2 separate regions of the Homo sapiens genome follow, and region 1 is linked to region 2. The links are chromatin loops, found by intact Hi-C in ENCODE. Cell type or tissue: K562. All regions are shown on one strand. Each heading gives the region's core, and the rest is flanking DNA. Links, peaks and the distances in the headings are about the cores only. Region 1 has its middle 16 kb from the start of LINC02222. Region 2 holds the start of LOC124901155 (a long non-coding RNA gene).

The links. Peaks named below come from ENCODE experiments on the same cell type or tissue, not always from the same donor. Only the 100,000 strongest peaks of a DNase experiment are listed, where the experiment ranks them.
Region 1: it touches region 2 in a loop (3-fold over the local background); 1 of 110 quality-filtered maps calls a loop at or near these places.

What each region holds. Positions count from the first base shown.
Region 1 is chr5:180,662,065-180,674,407 of GRCh38, forward strand. It overlaps the pseudogene LOC100420514. Among named protein-coding and RNA genes, the nearest start is that of LINC02222, 16 kb to the right of the region's middle. In K562, for the core only: CTCF peaks have their summits at 8,698 (motif pointing left) and 11,411 (motif pointing right); a DNase peak (open chromatin) is centred at 8,697; H3K27me3 peaks cover 2,502 bases.
Region 2 is chr5:180,858,827-180,872,847 of GRCh38, forward strand. It overlaps LOC124901155 (a long non-coding RNA gene), which reads left to right and starts at 10,948. Exons shown (of 2, transcript XR_007059089.1): 1 at 10,948-11,143; 2 at 12,136-12,540. It overlaps ZFP62 (ZFP62 zinc finger protein), which reads right to left and starts at 2,450. Exons shown (of 2, transcript NM_001172638.2): 1 at 2,393-2,450. The coding sequence starts at 2,393. RefSeq lists enhancers at 2,030-2,109, 2,587-3,493 and a silencer at 2,210-2,659. In K562, for the core only: a CTCF peak has its summit at 10,345; a DNase peak (open chromatin) is centred at 10,375.

The DNA.
Region 1 (12,343 bases), core at 4,344-12,343, 200 kb before region 2:
TGAAATTGCAGGCATGAGCTACCATGCCCAGTCACATTTATTGTTATTATTATTATTATTATTCTAATCAACATCTAATGTCCTTTGTTGTCTCTTCTAACAATTTTTGGCTCAAAGTTTATTTTGTTTGATATCACTATAGCCACACGGGCAATCTTTTGGTTACTGTTTCTGTGGAATATCCTGTTCCATCTTTTCACTTTCAAATTTGTATCTTTGGATCTAAAATGAGTGTCTTGTAGACAGCATATAATTGGATCATGTTTTTACCCTTTCAATCTCTTGATTGTAGCATTTAATCTATTTACACTTAATTACTGATAAAGAGGGACTTACTTCTGTCATTTAAAAATTTTGTTTACCAGGAGCAGTGGCTCACACCTGTAATCCCAGCACTTTGGGAGGCTGAGGCAAGTGGATCACATGGTCAGGAGTTCAAGACCAGCCTGACCAACATAGTGAAACTCCGTCTCTACTAAAAATACAAAAAAAATTAGCTGGGCATGGTGTTGGGCGCTTGTAGTCCCAGCTACCTGGGAGGCTGAGGCAAGAGAATCTCTTGAACCTGGGAGGTGGAGGTTGCAGTGAGCCAAGTTTGTGCCACTGCACTCCAGCCTGGGTGACAGAGAGACTCTGTCTCAAAAAAAAAAAAAAAAAAAAATGTAGGCCGGGCACGGTAGCTCATGCCTGTAATCCCAGCACTTTGGGAGGCCGAAGCAAGTGGATCACCTGAGGTCAGAAGTTCAAGACCAGCCTGGTCAACATAGTGAAAACCGTCTCTAGTAAATTTTTCTTCTCAGTCATTGTGCATTTCAGTTCCAGAATTCTGGGGGGCTCTTTTTAGGTTTTCTATTTCCTTATTGACATTTCCATTTTGTTCTTTTTCTTTTTTTGAGACAGAGTCTCGCTCTGTCACCCAGGCTGGAGTGCAGTGGCGCAATCTCGACTCACTGAAAGCTCCGCCTACCAGGTTCACGCCATTCTCCTGCCTCAGCCTCCTGAGTAGCTGGGACTACAGGTGCCCGCCACCACGGCCAGCTAATTTTTTGTATTTTTTTGGTAGAGACGGGATCTTCTGACCTCGTGATCCACCCGCGTTGGCCTCCCAAGGTGCTAGGATTACAAGTGTGAGCCACCGCGCCTGGGCCTCCATTTAGTTCTTACATCTTCTTGACTTTCTCCACAGATTTTTTTTTTTTTTGAGGCAGAATCTCACCCTGTTCCCCAGGCTGGAGTGCAATGGCACGATCTTGGCTCACTGCAACCTCTGCCTCCTAGGTTCAAGCGATTCTCCTGCCTCAGCCTCCTGAGTAGCTGGGACTACAGGCGAGTGTGCCACCACGCCCAGCTAATTTTTGTATTTTTAGTAGAGATGGGGTTTCACCATGTTGGTCAGGCTGGTCTCGAACTCCTGACCTCAGGTGATCCACCCGCCTCAGCCTCCCAAAGTGCTGGGATTACAGGCGTGAGCCACTGCACCCGGCCTCTCCACAGATTCTTTTTGTTCTTTGAAAACACACACACACACACACACACACACACATACACATATATATTTTTTTGAGACAGAGTCTCACTCTGTCACCCAGGCTGGAGTGCAGTGGCCCGGTCTTGGCTCACTGCAACCTCTGCCCTCTGAGTTCAAGCAATTCTCCTGCCTCAGCCTCCTGAGTAGCTGGGATTACAGGTGCCTGCCACCGTGCCCGGCTAATTTTTTGTATTTTTAGTAGAGACGGGGTTTCACCATCTTGGCCAGGCTGATCTTGAACTCATGACCTCATGATCCACCTGCCTTGGCCTCCCAAAGTGCTGGGATTACAGGCATGAGCCACCATGCCTGGCCTCTTTGAACATATTTTAGACAGTTGGTATGAAGTCTTTGTGTAGTGGATCCTCTCCCAGCTCTTTTGCAGGGATGGTTCCTGTTGGTCTATTTTTTATTTTGAATGGGCCATACTTTACTGTTTCTTTGTATACTCTTGTTGGTTTTGTTTTTTTTTTTTTGGTCAAAAACTGGACATTTGAATCTAACACTTTAGTGACTCTGAAAATCAGAATTTCCCCTTTCTCCAGGGTTTGCTGTTTTTTGCTTTTGTATTTGTTTGTGTTTTGCTTTTTTGTTTTTTTGGAATTGTTGTAGACTGTCTTGGAGCTAAGGACCAGCTTGAGGTGTAACCTTAAGGTCTTCTCAGGCCTTTTCTGAAACTACGCCTTCCCCTGGGCATGCTTGGTAGCTTTCTAATTTCCCCTGTATATGCAGTTGCTTTTGAATGTCCTACTTTTTATTGTCTGGCTCCAAGAAGGGGAAATAGAGAGAAATTAAGGGGGAAAAAGTCACCAGTCCTTTAAGTCCCCTGGAAGTCACTTTACCAGCAAGGGAGGGGCTTGTAACAATGGGAGAAGGTGGCCGGGCGCGGTGGCTCAGGCCTGTAATCCCAGCACTTTGGGAGGCCGAGGCCAGCGGATCACGAGGTCAGGAGATCGAGACCATCCTGGCCAACACAGTGAAACCCCGTCTCTACTAAAAATACAAAAAAGTAGCCGGGCGTGGTGGCGGGCGCCTGTAGTCCCGGCGACTCAGGAGGCTGAGGCAGGAGAATGGCGTGAACCCGGGAGGCGGAGGTTGCAGTGAGCCGAGATCGCGCCACCGCACTCCAGCCTGGGCGACAGAGCGAGCCTCCGTCTCAAAAGAAAAAGAAAAAAGGAGAAAGTGCAAAGTGCAATAACAAGGGTTGCTGCCTCTTTGTCTGCACTTCTGTGATCAGATGAAGCAATCAGTGATCAGAACAGAGACTCAATATCTGGAGGACAGGGTCTCTCATACCTACCCTGGCTCCTGTCATCGATCTGTAAGCTGCTCCAGGAACGTGCACAGTTGCCTGCTGTGGGGATGAGAGGTGGGGAACAGGCAGCTGCAACTATGCTAAGAGCTCACTGACCAAAATTAACCACAATGTACCATCCGAGTCTTCCTGGAAGTTGCAGGCCTTCAATGGACTTCAGAGTTCCAAAATAGCTACAACAGACAGATTCTGTGAGTATTATTGTCTAGGTGAGGAGAGAGATTTCTCAGGCTTCCTGCTCCTCCATCTTCCCAGAATTCTCTACTTGGTCATTTTATTTTTAACAAGGCTTCTAAGACCATTCACCACGAGAAGAAATGGCCTCTCCAACAACTGGTGCTGGTACCGCTGGATAGCCATAAGCAATGAAGTTGAAACTTTACCTCACACTATAGACAAAAATTAACTCAAAATGGATCAAAAATTAACTCAAGGCCTAAATGTAAAAATGAAAATATAAACTTCTGAGGAAAGCCAAGTAGTAAATCTTCATTTGGCAATGGAAGCTTAGCTAGGATATTCAAGAAAAGAAAAAACGGATAAGTTAGACATCAAAATTAAGACATTTTTGTGCATCAAAGGACATTATACATTTAAAAAACCATGGAATGAGAGAAAATATTTGCAAATCAAATGTTTGATAAGGAACTTTATCTAGAATCTATACAGAACAGTTACAAGTCAATAATAAAAAGACCACAAATAACCCAATTAAACATGGGCAAAGGATCTTAATAATTTCTCCAAAGAAGATGTGCAAATGGCCAAATCAGCACATGAAAAGATGCCCAGCATCATTATCCACCAAGGAAATGCAAATGTAAGCCACGAGATACCACTTTATTCCAACTAGGATGAGCATAAGCAAAACAATGGAAAATAAACGTTGTTGGCAAAGATGTGGAGAAATCAAAGAGTTCTCATCTACTGCTGGTGGGAGTGGTAAGTGGTATGGTCACTTTAGAAACATTATGGCACTTCCTCAAAATGTTAAACATCAAGTTACCATATGACCCAGCAATTTCCCTCACAGGCATACGTAGATCCAGGAGAAGTGAAATGAAAATGTAGGTCCACACAGAAATGTGTGCACAAATGCTTATAGCAGCATTATTGAGAATAACCCAAAGATGGAAACAATTCACATGTCCGTCAACTAGTGAATGATAAATACCACGTGGCGTATTCACACGGTGGAATATTCTCACATGATAAGAAATGAGGTATAACAGAGGAATCTTGAAAACATCATGCTAATTGAAAGAAGCCAGTCAGGGCCGGGCGCGGCGGCTCTCACCTGTGATCCCAGCACTTTGGGAGGCCGAGGTGGGCGAATCACCTGAGCTCAGAAGTTCCAGACCAACCTGGGCGACGTGATGAAACTCTGTCTCTACGAAAATACAAAAAAAAAGTAGCCAGGCGTGGTGGCGGGCGCCTGTAGTTCCAGCGACTCAGGAGGTTGAGGCAGGAGAATCGCTTGAACCCAGGAGGCGGACCTTGCAGTGAGCTGAGATGGCGCCACTGCACTCCAGCCTGGGCGACACAGCAAGACTCCGTCTCAAAAAAAAAAAAAAAAAAAAAAAGCCAGTCTCAAAAAAACTCACGTATTATACTAGTTCATTTGTATGAAATGTCCAGAGTGGGAAAAGACGTAGAAAGTAGATTACTGGTTGTTTATTGGTTTGGGTGGGGGAGGGATGGAAGCATGAGGGAGTGTTACCTAAAGAGTGTGGGGTTTCTTTCTAGTGGCAGAAACATTCTCCTGATCACAGGGTCAGGAGTTCAGTTGTGCTGATGGCTGCAGCACTCTGTGAATATACTGAAAGGCACATTAAGTATACGGTATGTGAATTATATCTCAATAAAGTTGTTGCCAAGAAATTGACAGCACAGTTTACGCAGGTTAAATAGTTAAGAACTACATAAACACTACAATCAATGCGGCATTTTACCCTGTACAAGACCTCAAGGCTGCTTGTTAAAGTGGTTTTGGAAGGGCTGTAGCTTATGGTTTACCGTGAGGTGGTGGAAGGGAGGTTGTCTGAAACTGGGTGGGGTGGAAGTTTGTCCGGCCAAATGTGCACGGCTGTGGCTCGTCACACACCCAGCTGGAAGTGTGCGCGTGTGCTTTCTGCGCACTTCTACGTTGCTTGAGCAGCTGGACTGGGCATAATGTTCTGCATGCACTTGGTGTGTTTTGCAAATGAAATCGTGTATGAACAAATGCAAAAGTCACATTATGCTCAAATTCCCTCCAATATGTCAGTGCATTGAATAAAATGGCAATATTTATTTATTTAGAGACGGAGTTTTGCTCTTTTCACCCAGGCTGGAGTGCAGTGGCACGATCTCGGCTCACTGCAACCTCGGCCTCCCAAGTTCAAGTGATTCCCCTGCCTCAGGCTCCTGAGTAGCTGGGATTACAGGCTCCTGCCATCATGCCCAGCTAATTTTTGTTTTACGGTTTGTTTTGTTTTGTTTTTTTTTTTTTTGAGACGGAGTCTTGCTCTGTCACCCAGGCTGGAGTGCAATGGTGCAATCTTGGCTCACTGCAACCTCTGCCTTCCAGGTTCAAGTGATTCTCCTACCTCAGCCTCCGAAGTAGCTGGAATTGCAGGTGCCCACCACCACGCCCAGCTAATTTTTCTATTTTTGGTAGAGACAGGGTTTCGCCATGTTGGCCAGGCTGGTCTTGAACTCCTGACCTTAGGTGATCCACCTGCCCTGGCCTCCCTAAGTGCTGGGATTATAGGCATGAGCCACCATGCCTGGCCCTAATATTTAAAACAAGTATTATAGCATAACTGGCTGTAGCTGTATGCTTATATTTAAAATGTCTCTTGGCTTAAGAAAAACAGACTGACAATCTTTGACTTTAGTCCATTTACATTTAATGTAATTACTGATATATTTGGGTTGACATCTACCATATTACTATTTGTTTTCTATTTGTTTCATCATTCTGTGGTTCATTTATTCCTTCTTTCTTACAGTTTAAGGATCCATCAAGTTTTTTATTATTTTATTTTATTTTATTTTTTCTCTTCTATTAATGTGGTAGATGGCAAAGATGGCCACCATGCCTCACTTCTCCTTATATTCATGCACTTTTACAATGTGTGTTTGTAGCTTCTCCTGTTAAGGATGGAAGTCAGGGGCCGGGCGCGGTGGCTCACGCCTGTAATCCCAGCACTTTGGGAGGCCGAGGTGGGTGGATCACAAGGTCAGGAGTTCGAGACCATCCTGCCTAACATGGTGAAACCCCATCTCTACTAAAAATACAAAAAAATTAGCTGGGCGTGGTGGCGGGTGCCTGTAATCCCAGCTACACGGGAGGCTGAGGCAGAAGAATTGTGTGAACCCAGTAGGTGGAGGCTGCAGTGAGCTGAGATCGCACCACTACACTCCAGCCTGGGTGAGAGAGAGACTCTATCTCAAAAAAAAAAAAAGAAAAAAAAAGGAATTGAAGTCAATTTCTCCTCCCTTTGAAAAAGAAACGGCCTCTTAGCCATGTTAATTTAATTCAGCAAAAGTGACGATGTGAAGACCTTGTCCCTTTACAATCTTACGACATTGCCACTGCCATATGTAGCATGCCCAGGTTAGCCTGCTGGAGGGTGGGAAAGAGAAGGGGGATCACAAAGGATGAATGACTCAACTGTGAATTTCAGATTAAATGTTCTGAAATGCAGAGCAGAGCAAACATCCTGAAAACTGGAAGACTTTTGATTTGCAAGTGCTTGGTGGTAGACAAAGAAATACTTTTGCTTTGAACTCCGAAAAAGTCAAGCTTGGAGGACTCAGACCACAGAGTTTACAAAATGAAGGCATGAAGTGGGAAAGGAAGCAGCTATGGCATAAGAGCCATTTCCCCTGGGAAAGTTGTGCGTGCCATAGGGACACAGGAAGAAGAGAACGAGACAGGACCCTAGCAGCAGGCAGATGAGGCCTGGGTCGTCTGAGGGACTCTGTGTCCCCAGTACTTGGGCCTTGGCCCAGGAAGACACTAGGCGTGTGACAGCGGGCGGAGGACATCTCAGGCTGTGGAGGCAGTGCTTTGTGTGTTTGAGGCTTATCACGTGAGCACTGCACAGAACCCCACACCCAGCACACGGCTGGAGCACCTGCCCCATGGACAGCAGACATTTGAGGGCCAAGGGAAATGGCCACAGCGATAGGCCCAAGGAGGCCTCCCAGAGAAAGCCCTGCTCAGTGCAGGCCGGGCAGGCTGGAAAGGGGTCTCTGGGCCAGTCCCCACAGCACACACCTGGCAGAACGTCAGACCGGCCACACTGGAATGGCCAAAGACAGAGGAGACCCCAATCCTTCCTGGTGCTGGAGAGTGAACTTCGGGGAGCCTGTGCAACGTCCAGACTGGGATCACTCAGAGAGGCAGGGAGACAATGAGGGTGGGGGGAACCTTGACACTCCAGCCGTTGACCCAAGGGAGCCCGTGCTATCCTGGGAGGCGCTGCGATCTAATCTAGAAACAGCTGAACAAACTGTAGGCAGAAGTTTGTTTGTTGACACTATCTGTGGAAATGAGGGATAGTGTTGACAGCAATTTCATTCATTGATGGACAAAGAACTTCTGTGCCTCTGAGTTGTAGTGTGTAAATGTCAAAACCTCCACATTGATGTGAGAGAGGAAAAAGCCCCAGGAGGGCTTTGGTCACATAATAGACTACGCAGAGCGGACTCTCAGATGGCCGTGGAGCAAATTTGGTTGGTTTTTGGGTACTGAGGTGGGGAGATGGCCACGAGCTATCGTTGGGTGAAAAAGGCAAGTGACAGAACTAGAGGGGCAGTGTAATCCCTTCCAGTGAGAAAGAAGAGAGAAAGCAGAAAGGAAGGGAGGAAGGGAGGCAGGCAGGCTACAAGGAATGAATCTGGGGGCCTGCCAGTTGAGCCATCTGCCCTGTGGTCAGGGCAGCTGCTGGCCCGGGCTCAGGGTGCCCCTCTGAATGAAGGAAGAGGAAGACTCAGACAGCACCCCACGGCCCAACCTCATTCCATCCCCACAACTCAGGGCACGCCTGTGACTGACTTCCTTCCTCCTGAAATTGGCCCCCCTGGGGATAGGAGCCCATCCTCAACCATCCAGGGCTCTGTGGGAAACAAGGTTTGAGTCCTTCTTCCTGGCTCTGGGGACAGAGTCAGATACCATGCGCCAAAGGTTCAAGATGGTTCCATTTTATTTGAAGCAATGTGTTTCTGAAGAACCTACACAATTCTATATGTACATTTATCAAAACTAACCTTTCACTTAGGGGGGTGTGTGTGTGCGTGTATGTGTGTGTGTATGTGTATTGTATGTGTGTGTATGTGTGTGTCTATGTGTATGTGTGTGTATGTGTGTATGTGTCTATGTGTATGTGTGTGTATGTGTATGTGTGTGTATGTGTATGTGTGTATGTGTATGTGTGTATGTGTATGTGTGTATGTGTGTGTATGTGTGTATGTGTATGTGTGTATGTGTATGTGTGTGTGTGTATGTATGTGTGTGTGTATGTATATGTGTGTATGTGTATGTGTGTGTGTATGTGTGTGTGTGTGTGTGTGTCATACCTTTCCACTTGAAGACCGTCTTTCATTTTCTCCACGACCTTGTGTCTTCTACCTCACAGATTCTCAGACATTGACTTGTTTGAGTTTCTCAGCTCTGGCACTGGCGCTGCTACTTAAAGCATGCCCATCTCTCACTGTGATAAGCGCCAAAAAGCAGTGTGCCCACGGAAAGCACTTGCAGAAGTGAGGTGCTGGGACACAGCTGCCAGGATTGAAGATACTGAGGAAGGAACGGTGCCAACAATTTGCTGACTGCTTCCATGGCGACACCGTGTGGCCATGTTGTGCCATGTGTCCACACGTCTGAGACCTGTCATCTTTAAGATCACTCCTAGTAATTTAAAAAAAAAATTTGAAGTGAGACACATTATCTTCAAAAATTGTGCACAAAGTGAGGCCTTATGAGCGGTTTTTAGCATGCAATTTTAAATTCACGTGTCTATACGCCTAAGACCTGTCATCTTTAAGATCACTCCTCCAAATAATTTTTTTAAAAAAATTTGAAGTGAGACATATTATCTTCAAAAATTGTGCACAAAGTGAGGCCTTATGAGCGGCTTTAGCATGCAATTTTAAATTCACATAATTTACACATATAGAAAATAAGAGCACACCAGGAGAAATTAGAGCGTAGTTACAGGAAAAGCCGTGCCGACCTCGGTGTGGCTAGAGGGCCAGTCTTCTTCTTTCCCACCTGTGGTGGGATGCTTGTACCAGAGAAGAGAACCTCTCTTCAGAGCAGGTGGCAGCTCCAGTCATGGTGGTTGTGCTGGACGGATGCTGACTGCGAGCCAGCCTCTCTGTGGAGTGCTGCGTGCATGTACTTATTTACTTATTCATTCTGTAGTTATTTATCTTGCTCCTATATGGCAGGCACTCAGGATAGAGGGGTGAATGAGAAAGAGGTTCTTGCTCCTGTACAATCTATTGGCTTCCCTCCAAGGAATGTACTATGTTTTTTGTTTGTTTTTAGAGACAGAGTTTTGCTCTGTCGCCCAGTCTGGAGTGTAGTGGCACAATCATGCCTCACTGCAGCCTCGACCTCCCCGGCTCAACTTCCTCCCACTTCAATCTCCCTGGAAGCTGGGACTACAGGTGTGCACCAGCATGCCTGACTAATTTGTTTATTTTATGTTTTTGTATAGACAGGGTTCTTGCTATGATGTCCAGGTTGGTCTCAAACTCCCGGGCTCAAACAATCGTCCCGCTTAGGCCTCTCAAAGTGCTGGGATTACAGGTGTGAGCCACCGCGCCCAGCCTGTAAGAGTCCACTTGTAAGAAATGTCCAGAAAAGACAAATTTATAGAGACAGACAGTACATTTGTTGTTACCAGGGCCTGTGGGTGAGAATGAGGACTGACTGTGCAAACGGGCATTGAGTTTTCTTTTTGGGCGAATGGAAATGTTATAAAAGTCAGATTTTGGTCCTTCCACACCCATCCCAATTTGGGCCTCCCGTCTGGATTACAGGAAACTCCTCCTCCTCCTCCTTCGACTTCTTGGATACTGGAGCCTGAGCTGAAGAATGTTTTCATTTCTTTGCCTCATGGCCGCCTGTTACCTCTCCCCAGCGGAGAGGCAGCTTGCTTGGCTCCTGCTGACCCCGGCAGGGAGCCAGGTGCCTTGGGTGTCAGCTCCCGTACTGGCCGTGGCGGCTCTGAACTCGGCACCTGCTGACTGGGGTAAGGCTCTGGTGATCCTGGGCCCGGGTATAGGTGCTCATGCCACCCCCACCCCCCGGGTCAGCTCCTCTGTACTCTGGGCCCACGTGGAGGCTGGTTCTCCCTGGCCCTGAGAACACCGTGGTGCCTCCTCACTTGGCTTTGGCTGACATTCTGGGGATTCAGAGCTAGACTCTGGCTGTCTTTGAGGGGACTCCAGGTGTAGATCTTGCTGATGCTCGGGGGACCCTGGGCTTGGCTCTGGCTGCCTTTGGGGGGGACCCCAAACCTTTGCACCCTGCTGCAGACTGGGTGATCCTGGGCTTGTCTCTGGCTACCTTTGGGGGGACCCCAGGCCAGCTTGCTGCAACACTTGGAGAAGACCCAGGCTTCCTTGTTTCTTCTGGGTTGGACTCAAACTCCACAAGGGCCAATCTCGCCCATGAAACTGAGGTGAGACTCTCACGCCATGAGATCCACGGCCAAGCCACAAAGTTTCGAAACCCCTGCACATGTACACCGCACCCCCTGCCCCACCCCAGAGAAAGACTTTTGATTCCTAGTTCCCAAAGGCTCTCAGGGACCGGGCCTGGTGGCTCACGCCTGTAACCCAGCACTTTGGGAACTCAAGGCACAAGGATTGCTTGAGGATAGGAGTTCGAGACCAACCTAAGCAACATAGTGAGACCCTGCCTCTGCAAAAACAACAACAACAACAACAAAAACCCAAAAAACAAAACAAAACAAACCAAGAAAACTCTCCCAGGGCCAGCATCCACTTTCCTTTCTCCTCTGGCAGTTCATGGCAGTGCCAGTTTCCGTGTGCCCCCGCCAGCCCTGAGTGTTATTTTATTTTTTATTTTTTATTTTTTTGAGAGGGAGTCACACCTGTCGCCCAGGCTGGAGTGCAGTGGTGTGATCTTGGCTCACTGCAAGCTCCGCCTCCCGGGTTCACACCATTCTCCTGCCTCAGCCTCCCGAGTAGCTGGGACTACAGGCCCCCGCCACCACGCCCGGCTAGTTTTTTGTATTTTTAGTAGAGATGGGGTTTCACCATGTTGGCCAGGATGGTCTCGATCTCCTGACCTCGTGATCCGCTGGCCTCGGCCTCCCAAAGTGCTGGGATTACAGGCGTGAGCCATCGCGCCCTGCCTGGTGTTATCTATTTTTAAAACGTTTCCCTGTCTGAGAGGAAAGACATTATTCCATTGCTCCAGTTTGCCCATTAGCCCTGCACACCCCGAGCCTCCTCTGATTTGCCTGCTTGGCTGCTGAATGTCACCAGCCTTAAGGTTCTCCCGTCACTGAGGCCAGCATGCGCTGACCACCAGGAGGCCCTGCTCCCCTGCCAATGTCCTCTGGTCGCACCTGCTCCAGGACACTCAGCTGCGTTTCTGAGCCAAGGCTGCAAAGTTCCACGCCGGCTTTACGATCAGTAAAGGGCATCAATACCCTGAGGCGGGAACTCGGGTTTTTAAGGCGTTTTTGTCGCTTCCAGCTCGGTTTCCCCTGTGGTCAGTTGGAGCCAGGGTGGGGAATCTGCAGCTTGCAGAGGGGACCACTGCGCCTCCTGCCTGAGGCGGGCTGGGGGGTCGTTGTCCTCGCAGCGTTAAGGCGAGTCTGGGACAGGACCCCGGCACCCCCTCCGGATCTGTGGCATCCTCCAGGACTCCGGCGCAGGACGCGCTCCAGGAGCCGCTCCTTCAGGGCCTCCGGTGCGCGCAGTCCGGGCGCCGGACGAGCTCCTTTATCAGAAAGGGCAGCCGCAGAGCCCGCGTGTGCGCGATGTGGCTGCGGGTGGGGAGCGGGCGGCGGGCCCGGGACACCGCGGCCACTGTTCTAGCCCCGCCTGGGCCGCCTGACCGCGGCTCCGCTGCGCCGCAGCCCCGCGCCCCTCTGGCTCCTGTTCCCGGGCGCGGGGAGAAGGCGGCGGGGCGCGCCTGGGCCCGCGCGGGTGCGAACGCGAGGTCTTTCCTGGGTGCTCCCAGGTCGGAGGATTCCCAGGGCGGGGGCCATCAGGGTGGCGAGGAACCGGCAGGGACCAGCCTCCGCTAGGACCGCGCTCGTGGAGCGGGGAGGCTCCTGGATCACGTCATCTCCTGCTCCTCACAGATGCGGGAGGAAAAACGGAGGCTCCCAGGGCCCGGTTAACTCGCTCTCTTGACAAAGAACCTCCTGGACCGGACTCCAGCCAGGCCCCTCTGAGCCCCGTTCTCCACCAGGCCCCACCCAGCCTTGGCCTATGGAGACCTGAGCAGACACTAACAGTTA
Region 2 (14,021 bases), core at 5,372-13,371:
AAAGGCTGAATGGACAAGCCCTTTCTAACCAGTTTTCAACACGCAGCATGAGTCTAATAGCCTGGTTACATCAGCCAAAAGCGTCAGACATAGAACGCCACCCACTCCTTCCAAACTACATACGACCAACAACCTCTGGGCACTCTTCCGAGCTTCTTGTTCATGCTTTATCGCCAAGGCCTAGAAAAGTGAATGCAAACAGTTAAGAACCGGCCCTACATTCTTGCTGTCTCTGCCTCCGAGACTCAGGAGCCACTTTTCAAGAGCCGAGACAACTCGTTAGAGAGGAGCCGTGGCCTGCTCTGGCCGAAAACCCCTTCCTATTAACAGACTGCAACTAGCCCGGAACGACTTTCAATTTGCAGAGTCCAACCATATTCCACAAGACAATCTACCACCTCAAGGTTCACGCGTGGATTCTACACCTTAAATCCTTGGATACTGTCTTTGATTTGGAGATGAGCAAAGAAAGGAAACAAGACAAGAGAAAGTGACAAAATGCTTACCAACCCAGAACAAAGAGTACCTAGGAGGGGCAAAATGTACAAAGGAAAGATGGGACTAAGGAACAGAGAAGTGATATGCAGATGAGAAGAGAATATGGTTTGTGTTCTAGCTACTGTTGCATTTGTCTTATGAATATTAGGAATGTATATGATTAACGTGAGTTGGTTCTATTGCTTAAATATAGAAATAAGAATGAAAGGTGATTTTTCCTTAAAGTAAAAAACTGAAATAGAACATTCTCATGCCAAGTAGTGGAGAAGAGATTTCTAGTTGTCGTAGGGGAGGAGGTGAGCAAAGGCGATACTAAAAGGGAGGCTGATTTTCTGAATCAAACCCGGCAGGGACTGGCTTGGAGTCATTGACACAATTAGTCTATTAGGCTAGTGTAACACTAAATATAGGGACAAGTCTCAGAAGGGAAGAACTACTTACGTCTTATTTGTTCTTTAAACACTCTACATCAGTGATTTTGATAACGACTTGTCATATGTAACAATCTGCCAATAACTGGTTGAGTTAATGTAAAAAAATAATTTTCTAACGGCTGTTTAGTTTCTTCTGTAAAAATCCCTACCCTAATACACTGTATTGAGTATACCATTGTTTGAAGTAACAACAAATTGGAGACAACCCAAATGCCCCCGAATAGATCTAAAAAAGGACAGAACATCGAAAACATCCAAACAATGGCCCATCCAATACTTACCACAGCTCTGTAAAACAAAACGAAACAAAACACAACTTCTGTGTTCTGACATGTAGAGACCAGTAAGATAAAGTGAAAGAATCAAGGAGTTAGAAGGATTTCTATCACCTGTGTGAAAAAAGGGGGAACTAACTAGTTATATTTGCCAGTATTTGCAGAAATTCGGAAAAGATACAAAGGAACAAAAGTGGTTACCTAAGAGGGTAGGGCCTAGGAAGATACCTAAGCGGGATGGGAAGAAATCTTTCACTGGTAACTTTTTATATTTTTAATATCCCAGCCATATGAATATATTACATATTTCATATTATTATTTTTTTTAAGCCTTGAGCTTTCACAAAGAAATGCTCCTGCTGGCCAACTACTTTAAATGTCTTAGAGCAGCACACCCAGCCCTGGCATTCCCCAGTGATCTTTTCCGTCCCACCCCTGGGTTCCCGCAGGCTGTCCCCTGGGTCTAAGAAACTCTTCGACCTTCCTCTCCCTACCTAGTTAACTCCTTTTCTGCTTGCAGGAACACGCGGCAGGTCGCCTCCTCCCCGGTGCACCCGTCTGTATGCAGGTGCGCTTCCCCAGATGAGGGCTAGGACGCACCTCCGGGGTCTCTATTCACACCTGCAGCGGGAGCTTATCATCATCACTCACCGACCAAAAAAAAAAAAGAAAAAAAGGTGGTGGGGTGGAGCGGAGGGGAAGAAGGTCGAATCAGATCACCCCTAGAGGTCTCTCTGCCCTCGCAATCACTCTCAAGTCCTAGAGTACCAAACTTAACTGCAGAGGGAGCACGAAATGGTGGGTATTTTGAAGCGCTAATTTTTAGGGATCCCCTCCCATCCAAAACAGGGATGAATAGTTGAGGAACACCGGAGCGGGGCCCTGGCCCTTCTCGGAACGTTGAGCAGACCTAACATGACGCTGGTCCGTTCAAACGTCGCAGTTGTGGCCCACACAGAGCCCAGTCTGTTCCAGGGGCGCGCCCTGCACCCCTCTGCCTGCCCGAGGTCTTCCCTCCCCTCCGCTCCCCAGAAACGCACCCACTGAGACATGTGCGGGGAGGGGGCACGCTTACTCCCACATCCCGCCCGAGACCCGCGGAGCAGCCAAGACCCGGCCAAAAAGGGGAGGGCGTGGCAGGCAAGGGCCGGGGGCGGGAGCGCGGGCGGCCGCGGACTCACGTACTGGCTGTGGCGGCGCCGCGGGAACCCGGCCGCCAGCGGGACAAAAGCGCGGACCGCACGGCCGGAAGAACCCGCGCCGGCCCTGGGGCACTTCCGCGCCCTCTCTGGGACGCTGGAGGACTGACTCGATGGTCCGGGCCGACGGCGCCGGCGGGAGGGAGGGAGGGGAGCGCCTCCTCGGCTATTTATTGAGGACCAGCTGCAGGGCGCGCGCTCCAGGCGCGGCCAGGAGGCCGTGGGCGGGGCTTTCTGTTTCCGTGCCCATTAGCTTCTGGGGTAGGCTGGGGGAGGGGCACAGGTAATAAAGTAAATACCTGCCTACCTGGTTCCTGAACACGTGATTCATTGCCAGGTGTGGGTGCGGGGACGTTCCCGGAAGTGGGGGCCTGGCGGGAAATGGGGGAATCCGGGAGGGGCGCAGGACAGCGCTGGGCTGGGGACCCATTGCCTTCTCAGCTGGTTGGGGGCTGGCCCGAGAGCACCAGCCCTTCCTGGTCGTCAGCACCAGAAGCGCCCCCGGTTAGGCACTGGGGATGCGGAGTGGGAGCGCGCCCCTGGAGCCGTCCCTGGGACCGGGCCACGCTCCCACCCGGGGCGCCAGCTTGGCAGCGACCTCGCCCCCTGCCCACCCCACCGCCGGTGTCGGCTTCCAAACCCAGGGCCTAAAATGACTTTGAAGACCTTTTTTTTTTTTTTAAATTAATGTTTGTGGGTACATAGTAGGTGTCCCTATTTGTCGAGTACGTGAGATATCTTGATACAGACAGGAATGCAATGCGTAATAATCATATCAGGGTTAATGGCGTGTCCATCACTTCAAGCATTTATCCTTTGTGTTACAAGCAATCAAATTATATTCTTATTTTTAAATATACAACTAAGTTATTGGCTATAGTCAGCCTTTTTTAAAAACAGCAACATCTAAATATTTTTCATATTAAGTTTAAATAATTGCAAAGGGTATATTTTTGGCATGCTGTTAATATTAAGAACAAAATTGCTTTCAAGTGTATCCAATGGAATCTAAATCCCTGAAGATTTGGTATTATCCACTTTTAACAGTCATAAGTTTTACATCTTTTAGGGTTTTTTTCCTTGAACTTTTATGTCCCTCACCGGCTTTTTATTCTACTGTAAAAATATTTTCATTCTATGTGCCTCATTGAATTTTATCCTAGTGTAAAATAGTTCTATGCATTGTTTTATTGTTTATTGTTTATCCTAGCATATATGTCCGTAACGAAAGTAGATTACATTTTTTCTTAGTGTTATTTTCTGGATTATTAGCAAAATTATATAAATATTTCAAAATGTTTACTGTTAATTCTTAGACAAAAAGTGAAGTGCTTTGGAAGCACAACTTGTAATGAGATGGATTTTGTTTTACAGCTCAAATTATTTATATTATTTGAATGAATTTTACATATTGCTGGGGTGAGCCGGTGTTTGGCATCAGCTCGACGCCTATTTTTCATTTTTATACATGTGGGTGCTGAGACACTGTGTTCACTCAAGTAGAGGGAATGGGCGTTTCATTGTAGCAATAAGACCCTTGACGGCATTTGGGCTTCACGCCACAACCCCACCCACCTCGAAGAACGTCTGGGCGAGTTAGCAGGCAGCAGCGACTCCTAAGGAGGAGCAGAGCCCCAGGCCCAGGTCTGCAGCTTTAGGTGAGAGCCCCAGAGCGAGCAGAGGATTGGGAGTTAGAGCTGCCCCCAAAGGATAGTGAGACACATGCAGCTGTTGAGCACTTGAAATGTGGGTAGTGCTGCTGAGGATCTGAATTTTTAATTACATTTAATGTAAATAGCCACATGTGGCTAATGGCCACCTTATTGGATAGCACAGCTCTAGAAGGAGCTTCAGGTGGTCCTCACAGGCCTCCAGAATTAAAGCTGCCCTTAAAGGTTCATGGTAGGCAAAGACTGGGTTTTTACCTCTAGGCAGCAAGATAGAAAAATATTCATATCTGGGTTGGAACACTTCGCTCAATGAAAGGTGGTGTGTGTGTGGAAGGGATTATGGGAAACCCACATAAATCATCTTGAGTCAGATGCTTTTTATTTTATCTTATTATTTATTTGTTTTGAGACAAGCTCTCACTTTGTTGCCCAGGCTGGAGTCAGGGTGGCATGATTATGGCTCCCTGCAGCCTCGATCTCCCAGGTTCAAGGGATCCTCCCACCACAGCCTCCCAAGTAGCTGGGACTACAAGTGCATGCCACAACAGCCCCACTAATTTTTGTCTTTTTTGTAGAGATGGGGCCTCACTATGTTGCCCAGGCTGGCCTTGAACTGCTGGGCTCAAGTGATCCGTCTGTCTTGGCCTCTGAAAGTGTTAGAATTCAGGCGTGAGCCACCGTGCCTGTCGGATCCTTTTGATTTTAGATGACGGCTTTTCCTCCTTGAGCCTTGTTATATTGCAGGCACCTTTCATTTGGCCTGTGTCTACATAACACACACAGACAACAGACACAGACACAGACACAGACACATGCTTGCCTTTCTAACACTTTTAGAGATATCTACACATCAGAGCTGAGTTCAGTAGGGCAGTCATTATTCACATGTAGCTTATGGTAGTCTGAATTGAGATGTGCTGTAAATGTAAAATCCACACCACATTTCTAAGACTTAGGAAAAGAGAATGTAAACTATCTTATTAATAATTTTTAATGTTGATTACATGCTGAAATAATATTTTGACTATATTGGGGTAGATCAAATACATGGTTGCAATGAATTTTACCTGTTTCTTTTTACTTTAAATGCATCTAGAAGATCAGAAGTCACATACATGGCTCACAGTACATTTCCATTGAACAGCACTGCTCTAGGAGGCCAATAGGTGCAGCAGTGAGGTTGTCTGGGTTTGCTCTTGCTTTGCTGGCTCATCTACCTCCCTTTGGAGTGGTTTAAGTACAAATTAATGTTGAGCTAAGCCCATAGGGCTTAATTCCAACTCTGTGTTTAGCCATTGAATTTGGTCACAGATTTATTTTTGTTTTTTTTAGAGACAGCATCTTGCTCTGTCACCCAGGATGGAGCGCAGTGGTGTGATCACATAGCTCACTGCAACCTCAGTCTCCTGGGCTCAAGCAGTCCTCCTGCTTCAGCCTCCTGAGTAGCTAGGACTATAGGTGTGAACCACTAGATCCAGATTAAATATTTTTTTTTTTTTGTAGATGGAGTCTCACTGTGTCCTCCAGGCTGGAGTACAGTGGCACGACCTCGACTCACTGCAACCTCTGCTTCCCAGGTTCAAGCGATTCTCCTGTCTCAGCCTCCCACGTAGCTGGGATTATAGGCACATGCCACCACACCAGGCTAATTTTTGTATTTTGGTAGAGACAAGATTTCACCATGTTGGCCAGGCTGGTCTCAAACTCCTGACCTCAGGTGATCCGCCCACCTTGGCCTCCCAAAGTGCTGGGATTACAGGCGTGAGCCACTGCTCCCGGCCTCAGATTAATTTTTTAATTTTTTTTGCAGCGGTAGGGTCTTGCTGTGTTGACCAGGCTGGTCTCAAATTCCTGGGCCTCAAGTGATCCTCCCACCTTGGCTTCCAAAAGTACTGAGATTACAGGTGTGAACCACCATGCCCAATGGCAAATTTATTTTAAAATAAAATCTCTCCTCCCACTGTACCATAATATCAGTTCATTATGTTAAATCTGGAAAACAGAAAAATTATTCTTAATTTAGTAAACTAGTTTTTGGTCTTGTTGCCCAGACTGGAATGCAGTGGCACGATCTCAGTTCACTGCAACCTCCCCCTCCCAGGTTCAAGGGATTCTCCTGCCTCAGCCTCCTGAGTAGCTGGGATTACAGGCGCACACCACCATGCCCAGCTAAGTTTTTGTATTTTTAGTAGAGATGGGGTTTCATCATGTTGGCCAGGCTGGTCTCAAACTCCTGACCTTGGGTGACTCACCTACCTCGGCCTCCCAAAGTGCTGGGATTACAGGCGTGAGCCACCGCGCCCGGCCTAAACTTTCCTTTTTTTAAAAAAAATAGAGACAAGGTCTTACTATGTTGCCCAGGCTGGTCTTGAACTACTGAGCTCAAATGATCCCCCTGCCTCAGCCTCCCAAAGTGCTGGGATTACAAGCATGTGCCACCACACCCAGCCCATAATTTAGTAAATTTTCTTACTTAGTAAACTTTAGTAAACTTAGTAAACTTACTTAGTAAACTTAGTAAACTTTTTTCTATCACCAGTTTGTGAGTGTTTTTCAGATAGTGTCATAATCATACTATATCTGTATTTTTATATAGCATTTTTACAAATAATATTATACATTAGCATTTTTCATGTTTTTACTCTCTGTGATATTCCATTAAACTACAGTCTCCTTAACTATTCTGTATAACTCACAGAGGTTTTTTCTAAGTATGTCTTTTTTAAAAAATAAATCAGTGCTGTTTTAGATAGTAGCGTGCAGAACGCTTTCATCGTATTTTCCTTGGAATAATTGACAAGAAGAGGAATCACTGGTTCAATAGACAGACATTTTTAAGAGTCTTAAAATAAGAACAATAGGGAATTAGAAACACTAATAAGCTTAATAGGTAAACACTGGAAACAATCAGAGTAAAGAACTAGACAAGGTTGTTACTCATCAGTACTATTATTTCCCATTGCAGCTGGATTAAACAAAGAAAAAAGAAGTCAGAATATAAACATTGGAAAGCAGAGGTGTAATTGTCTTATTTGCAGATATGATTTCATTTTTGGAAAACTCACAAGAATTAACTTGAAAAAACTAGAAAAAACGAGAATGCTGTAAGGTGTGTTTTCAAAATTAACATATAGAAATCAAGTTTCCTTATATAGAAACTACAGTTGGAATAATGGAAGGAAAGACTACATTTACAATAGAAACAAACAAAAGACCAAATGCCCAGGAATTCATGACTCACGTGCAAGACCCATATGAAGAAAATTTACAGTGCTCCTGGGGACATAGAGGATGAACTAAACTTATGGAAAGATTCTTGGATGTTCCATTCACATGAATGGAAACACTTGACATCAGAACAGTCATTTCTTGTAAAGTATAATTGTCATGATCCTGATAAAAGCTAGCAATAGAATCTCCTTTGGCAACCCACAACTGATTCTAAAGTTCACATGGACAAATTTAACAGACTCTTGCTTGTTTCTAGCTAGAAAATGCCTATAAAAATATGAATGACGCAAGGCACTATTAAGGCACGTTAATAATTAAGCTGGTATAATTCTGAGACATACATATAAAGTCTAGAAATAGACCTAAACAGTCATGGGTATTCGGCATCTGGTAAAGCTAGCATTTCAAACTAGTGGCAAAGACAGAACAGGGACAGCTGGGAAGCATTGGGGAAAAAATGAAGTTGGATTCAAACCACAGCCCTTACACCAGGATGAATGCCAGGTGTATCTAAGACTGAACTGTGAAATGCACACACACCAACCATCCTGGCAGCTGCTCCCACTTCCATAAAATTTTACAAAGAAAAAAAAAAAACTGCAGGAGATTGCTTTGCTCATATTGGACTGAGGGAGGGTTTTTGTTTTCTTTCTTTCCTTTTTACTATAACGCAAAATCCAAAAACTGTAAAAGTAAAGATAGAGCAATTCAAACACATAGAAATAAAATACTTCCGTGTGGCAAAACCACTACAAGAAAAGTAAAAAAATCAAATGACTAACTGGGAAAAAATATTTGCATGTTATATCACAAAGGGCAAATTTCCCTGATACACAGAGCTTCTCCAAAATTGAAAACCTGAACAACCCAGTGGAAAAATGGGCTCACAGGAAAGCTTATACAAATGATTCAAAATAAAAAAGAATGCAAGCCCAAACTACATGGAAATACAATTTTTCTCTTATTAGAATGGCAAAGATCCTGAGTTTGATCCACGCTGTGGTGGTGACAGCATGGTGGGGAAAGCACTCTTCCCCGCTGGTGGGGTGTTGACGGACCTCACCTCCAGGGAAGGCAGCGTGCGGTGTGGATGGACGTGCACGTACTCTTTGCCGCAGCAATTCTCCTCTACGAGTCTACCCTGCTGGTATAGTCACACACTCATGAAATGGTGTGTGAAAAGGTTATTCACAATAGTGTGTCTAAAGTAAAAGATGGAGAAAACCTAAAGGTCCAAACTAAAGACGTGATTACATAAATTATTGTACATTCACGTGTATTAGTTTTCCAGGGCTGCTGTAAGAAAGTACCCCACACAATGTGGCTTAAATAGGAACAAGTTATTGTCTCACAGTTTTGGAGGCTAGATGTCTGAGATCAAGGTGTCAGCAAGTTTGGTTCCTTCTGAGGCTGTGAGGGAGAATCGGTTCCACGTTTTGTACCTAGCTGCTGGTGGTTTGATGGAAATCCTTGGTGTTCCTTTGGACGGAGACCACCACTTCTCCTGTTGTCCTTCCCAGCTTCTCCCCAACCTCCCCTTTTCCCTAGTTTATAAGACAGGAGAAAAGGGAGAAAGCACAGAGTTGGAAAGAAACAGAAGATAGCGAGACGACCTTGGCGCCACCACCTGGCCCTGGTGGTTAAAATAATAATAATAATAATAATAATAATAATAATAATAATAACCCCTGACCAAAACTACTGGTGTTATCTGTAAACTCCAGACATTGTGTGAGAAAGCACTGTAAAACTTTTTGTTCTGTTAGCTGATGTGTGTAGCCCCCAGTCACGTTCCTCACGCTTACTTGATCTATTATGACCCTTTCACGTGAACCCCTTAGAGTTGTAAGCCCTTAAAAGGGCTAGGAATTTCTTTTTCGGGGAGCTCGGCTCTTAAGACGTGAGTCTGCCGATGCTCCCGGCCGAATAAAAACCTCTTCCTTCTTTAATCCGGTGTCTGAGGAGTTTTGTCTGCGACTTGTCCTGCTACACTTGGCTTGTGGACACAGCACCCAGTCTCTGCCTTTACCATCACACACAGCCTTCTCACTGCATGCATGCCTGTGTGCAAATTTCTCCCTTTTTTAAGGAGACCAGTTATATCGGATTAGGGCCCTAAACTACTCACTCCAGCATGACCTCGGCTTAACTAAATACATCTGCAATGACTCTGTTTCCAAATAAGGTCACATTAGGAAGTATCTGGGGTTAGGACTTCAACATACGAATTTTGGGGGAACACAGTTCAACCCATAACAGCATGCAATGTACTACTTTCAGCCATAAAAAAGGAAGAGGGGCCTCTTTATAAAATGGTATGGGAAAATCTCCAAGATGCATGTGAAATAAAGAAATCAATGTGCCAAGCTATGTTATAATTTGCATAAGAAAGGGTGAAATGAATGTGTACATATTTGTGTATGTTCATAAAAATGTTCCTGAAAGTTCACACCAGAAACCACTAACCGGGGCTGTCGGTGAGGAGGCACCTGGGTGGCTGGAAGAGAAGGGTGGGAAGGAGAATTTTCAGTGCATATCGTCTTTATACTCCTGCATTTTGAACCACGAGAATATAGTATTTATTCAAAAATTATATGTAAACATAAATAATCCTAAATTGCATCAGATTGCTAAACTACTACTTCAAGAAGGAGTATTTCAATTTATAAAGTTTCCAACTATAAGTAAAAGCTCTTTACTCACTCACCTCCCCAGGATTGGGTTGTGGCAGGTTTGTTTTTTCTCTAAATTTGTAGGCAGCAAATAGTGTCTGGTTGTTTAATTTTCTTTACCCTTCTATCATGTGTGTCACCCAATTGAGCCATCTCTCCCAGGGACTGCCTGTCCTGTCCTTACATCAAGTCTTTCGGTACCTTTTGTAGAGTTTGTGTCCATTGTGGGAACACATTCTTTATTAAAGAAGTTCACCTTTTGAATTGGCCATCAATTGCTGTTCTCTTTCCTGCTTGCCCTTTAACACCAACAATTTCCTTTCATCCCTCAAGCTTTACATGGATGTGTAAAATCTGTGTGGCAGGTGGCGCTGTTGAGCTGGAAGGGACCGTGGGATGAATCTGGAGAAACCTGTTACCAGAGGCTCTTAAGGGATAACCCACAGTCCCTGGGAAAAGGTCTAGAAGGAGCAAGCAGCCTCCTACTGTTATCATTTCTGGGTCCTGTGGAAAGGGAGATGTCTGTGTCAGGAGTTCTGACTGACACTTACATCTAAAATGATAATCAACAACAGCGAGAAATTTTATGGGGCTTATTTTGTGCCAAGCACTCTTCTAAATGCTTTATATATATAGATACATTGAATCTTCTCAACAGCCCTTTGATGAAGGCACTGTGTGTGTGTGTGTGTGTGTGTGTATATATATATATATATATATATATATATATATATATATATGCACATACATATACCTGTTCTACAGAAGGGGAAACAGAGAGGGAAAGCAAATTGTCCCAGGACACACAGCTGGTAGTTTTGAGGCTGTGATCTTTGACATCTTTGAAATGCTCTGGCCTGGGCACCTGCTGGTTCAAGCCCAGCTGCTTGTTCTCCTCCTGTAGATATATTCATCTCTGGTTGTTGTTCACAAGCCACAGAGTGCCAAGACCAAACAGGAGGCTGTTAGGACACCACCCTTACAAGCCTCTGCCAACTTGGCAGGAGGAGGAAATTTTTGTTTTAAAAGAAAGAGAACTGGATGTCCTCTTGTACACATGGATTAACTCACAGTTTCATAAGACCTTGGGAAAGGAGAAAATCAAAGGAGCTGTCTTTCCCTAATTTGGACGGAGAGTTGGTGAAAAATGGCACCTGCTCCAAGGTATTTTCTTGAATCTGTGTTGGGCTCTGGGTTTCTTATGGGACTGGGCAGTTGTGTAATCTTTGGTCTCTGCTCCCTCATCTGGAATATAGGTAATAATAATACCTACTTCACAGAGTTGTGAAAATTAAATTAGCATATGTAAGGCACTTAGAACATACATATTGATATATTGAATCTTGTCAATAACCCATTGATGACAGCACTGCATACATCCCCATTTTACAGATGGGGGAACAGAGAGGGTAAGAAAACTGTCCCAGGACTCACAGCTGGGCAGTCTTGAGGCTCAGATCTTATGACGCCATACAGTATGCACTATCTGAGTTTTCATGATTGGTGTTGCTGTGGTCACACTCCCGGAGGTACCGTGTCTTCCTGAGGGGAGTGGATCACCTTTCTCTATCTCCCTGGGAAGCGGAAGATGTTGGGGCGGGATCTGAGGACTTGAAAAGTGCAGCCTTAGCTGGGTCAGTGGTTGACCCCTCCCTCTCTCTGGGTCTGGCTGTGTCGGAGTCCAGAGAAACACTGAGGGAGCAGGTCAGGAGCTGGCAGGGAGTGCCCCGTAGGGGCCCCACGGGACTGCCCAGGGTCTGTGGGTGTGGAAGGTAGCCTGTGGCAGGTTATTCTCCGAACAATAGCTCTTCTGAAGCATGATGGTCTGGTTGTGACTGGACTAAGGGAAAATTACAAGAAAGGCTTACGTTCATATCTGCCTGTGTGGTGCGCACCAGGGTCCCGAGTACAAAGCACTGTTACTAAACTGGAGGTGACAGCAGTGTAGACACACACAATCTGGACTGGCCCTGGAGGACACATGGAATACCTCAAAGACCCAGCAATGCTAGAAAAGCGCAATGGTGTAGTCAGCATAGTTAGACGAGGTTGCAGTAACAAATACACCCTCCCTCCCGGTGGCCTAAGACAAGAAGGTTTATTTGTTCTTCACGTAAACTTCATTGTAAGTCAGTTTGCTCTCTTCTGTCTTGCAGCCATAATATCTGGAATGTGTGGCCTTCAGAATTGCCACTGTAGAGAAGAGAAGGCTGGAAGACCCCATGGGATGCTTTAAGGGCTAGGCCCAGAAGTGCAATTACGTCATTTACAACCACCTCTCTTTGGCCAGAACCAGGTCACACAGCTCCGTTCTAACTGCAAAGGAGGCCAGGGCTTAGAAGATCTCGTGGATATTTGGTGAATACTGGCAGTCTTGCCATAGTCAGGAAACTTCAAAAAGGGGAAAAGATGCCCTATGGCCACACTCCACTCTGGCCCACAAGCTGGCATCATCCAATGACGTGGCCGATGTGGCCTCATTTGTTGCGTGGGCTGGCAAAACCCATATTCAGGTTATACAGGAATCCTTCATTAAAGTTTAGAGGTCCTTTCTCCTCCAAGGCCCAGTTCTGTTTTTTTTAAAATTAATTTTAAAATATTTTTCCCTTTGATCTTTTAATTAATGAACTATTACCATATAACAAATTGCCCCCAAAACTCGGTGGCTTAAAACAACAAACATTTATTATTTCACAGTTTATGTGGGCCAGGAATTTGAATGCATATTAACTGAGTGGCTCTGATTCAAGGTCTTTGACGAGGCTGTACTGAAGGTGTGGACTGGGGTTGCAGTCATTTGGAGAAATAGCCCAGTTGGAGTTGGAGGATTTGCTTCCAAATTGGCTCGTTCCCGTGGCTGCTGGTGGGAGGCCTCAGTTTCTCATAGTACAGGTCCCTCCACAGGCCTGCTTGAGTGTCCTCATGGCATGACAAGTGATCCAAGAGAGAGGGTGACACTGGACCATGGCGCTTTTTATGCCCTGGTCTCTGAAGGTGCACACCGTCGCTTTTGCCGTATGTTACTCCAGTAGAAGCAAATCACTAAGTCCATCCCACACTCAAGGAAAGGACCTAAACTCCAACTCTTCAAAGCAGGAATATAAAAGAATTTCTGGAAATATTTTCAAACTACAACAGTCTCCCTTGAATTTATTTTGGAACATGAGTTTCCATTCCCTACGAAGAACTGATTGCCCCATTACCATTTACTCATTTAACTTCCCCATTGAACTAATTTATCGTATTAAATCATTATCTAGAAAAGGGCTTGTCATGGGCCACCTATTTAGTTACATTGACCTGTCTGGCTATTGTCATGTCCAAGTACATTTAAATTTTTCAGAGGTCATAAAACTTTAAGCCAGACCACAAGCTCCCTAGTAGCACAGCCTGTAGACATATAAGGGATTATACTATGTTGTATTAAGTGCAGGGTCTTAGCACACTATGAAGTGTACATATGAAGTTGTACTGCCCTTGAGGGCAGTAGCAACTCGACTGACAGAGGCTCTGCCCGAAGCCAGGCAGTGATCATGCTGAAGGTCAGGCCAACGAGGGTGTGTGTGTGTGTGTGTGTGTGTGTGGTGGGAGTGGGAGGGTGCTGGGGTACCAAGAATGGCAGCTGAACTGCATCTTTTGTTAGAGATCCGAAACTCTCAGCTTGCGGGACTTTACTTCACAGGCGTAAGCACAATCTGATGGAAAATTTGAATCCTGAAAACGTGATATTTCATCTGTATCTCATAGACATGGCACCTGGCACCGTCCCAGACAGGGCACATCATGGGGCACTTGGTTAGTGGATGGGTTGTCAGGTCAGGGAGGCGACACAGGATCACCTGAGCACATCCAGGACACCTGCCAGGACCAGCCGTGTGAGGCTTTCGACTGTGGCGGGGGCACCTGCTGTGCTGAATGGCTGGTTTGTCTCTGGGATTTGGGTAGAAAACAGAGCCACCAAGGTGGATGCTCAGTTTCAAGACCTCCACCCTCCACTGGGGGAAGTTTCAATTCAGCTGTGGCCATGGGGTCCACAGCAAGA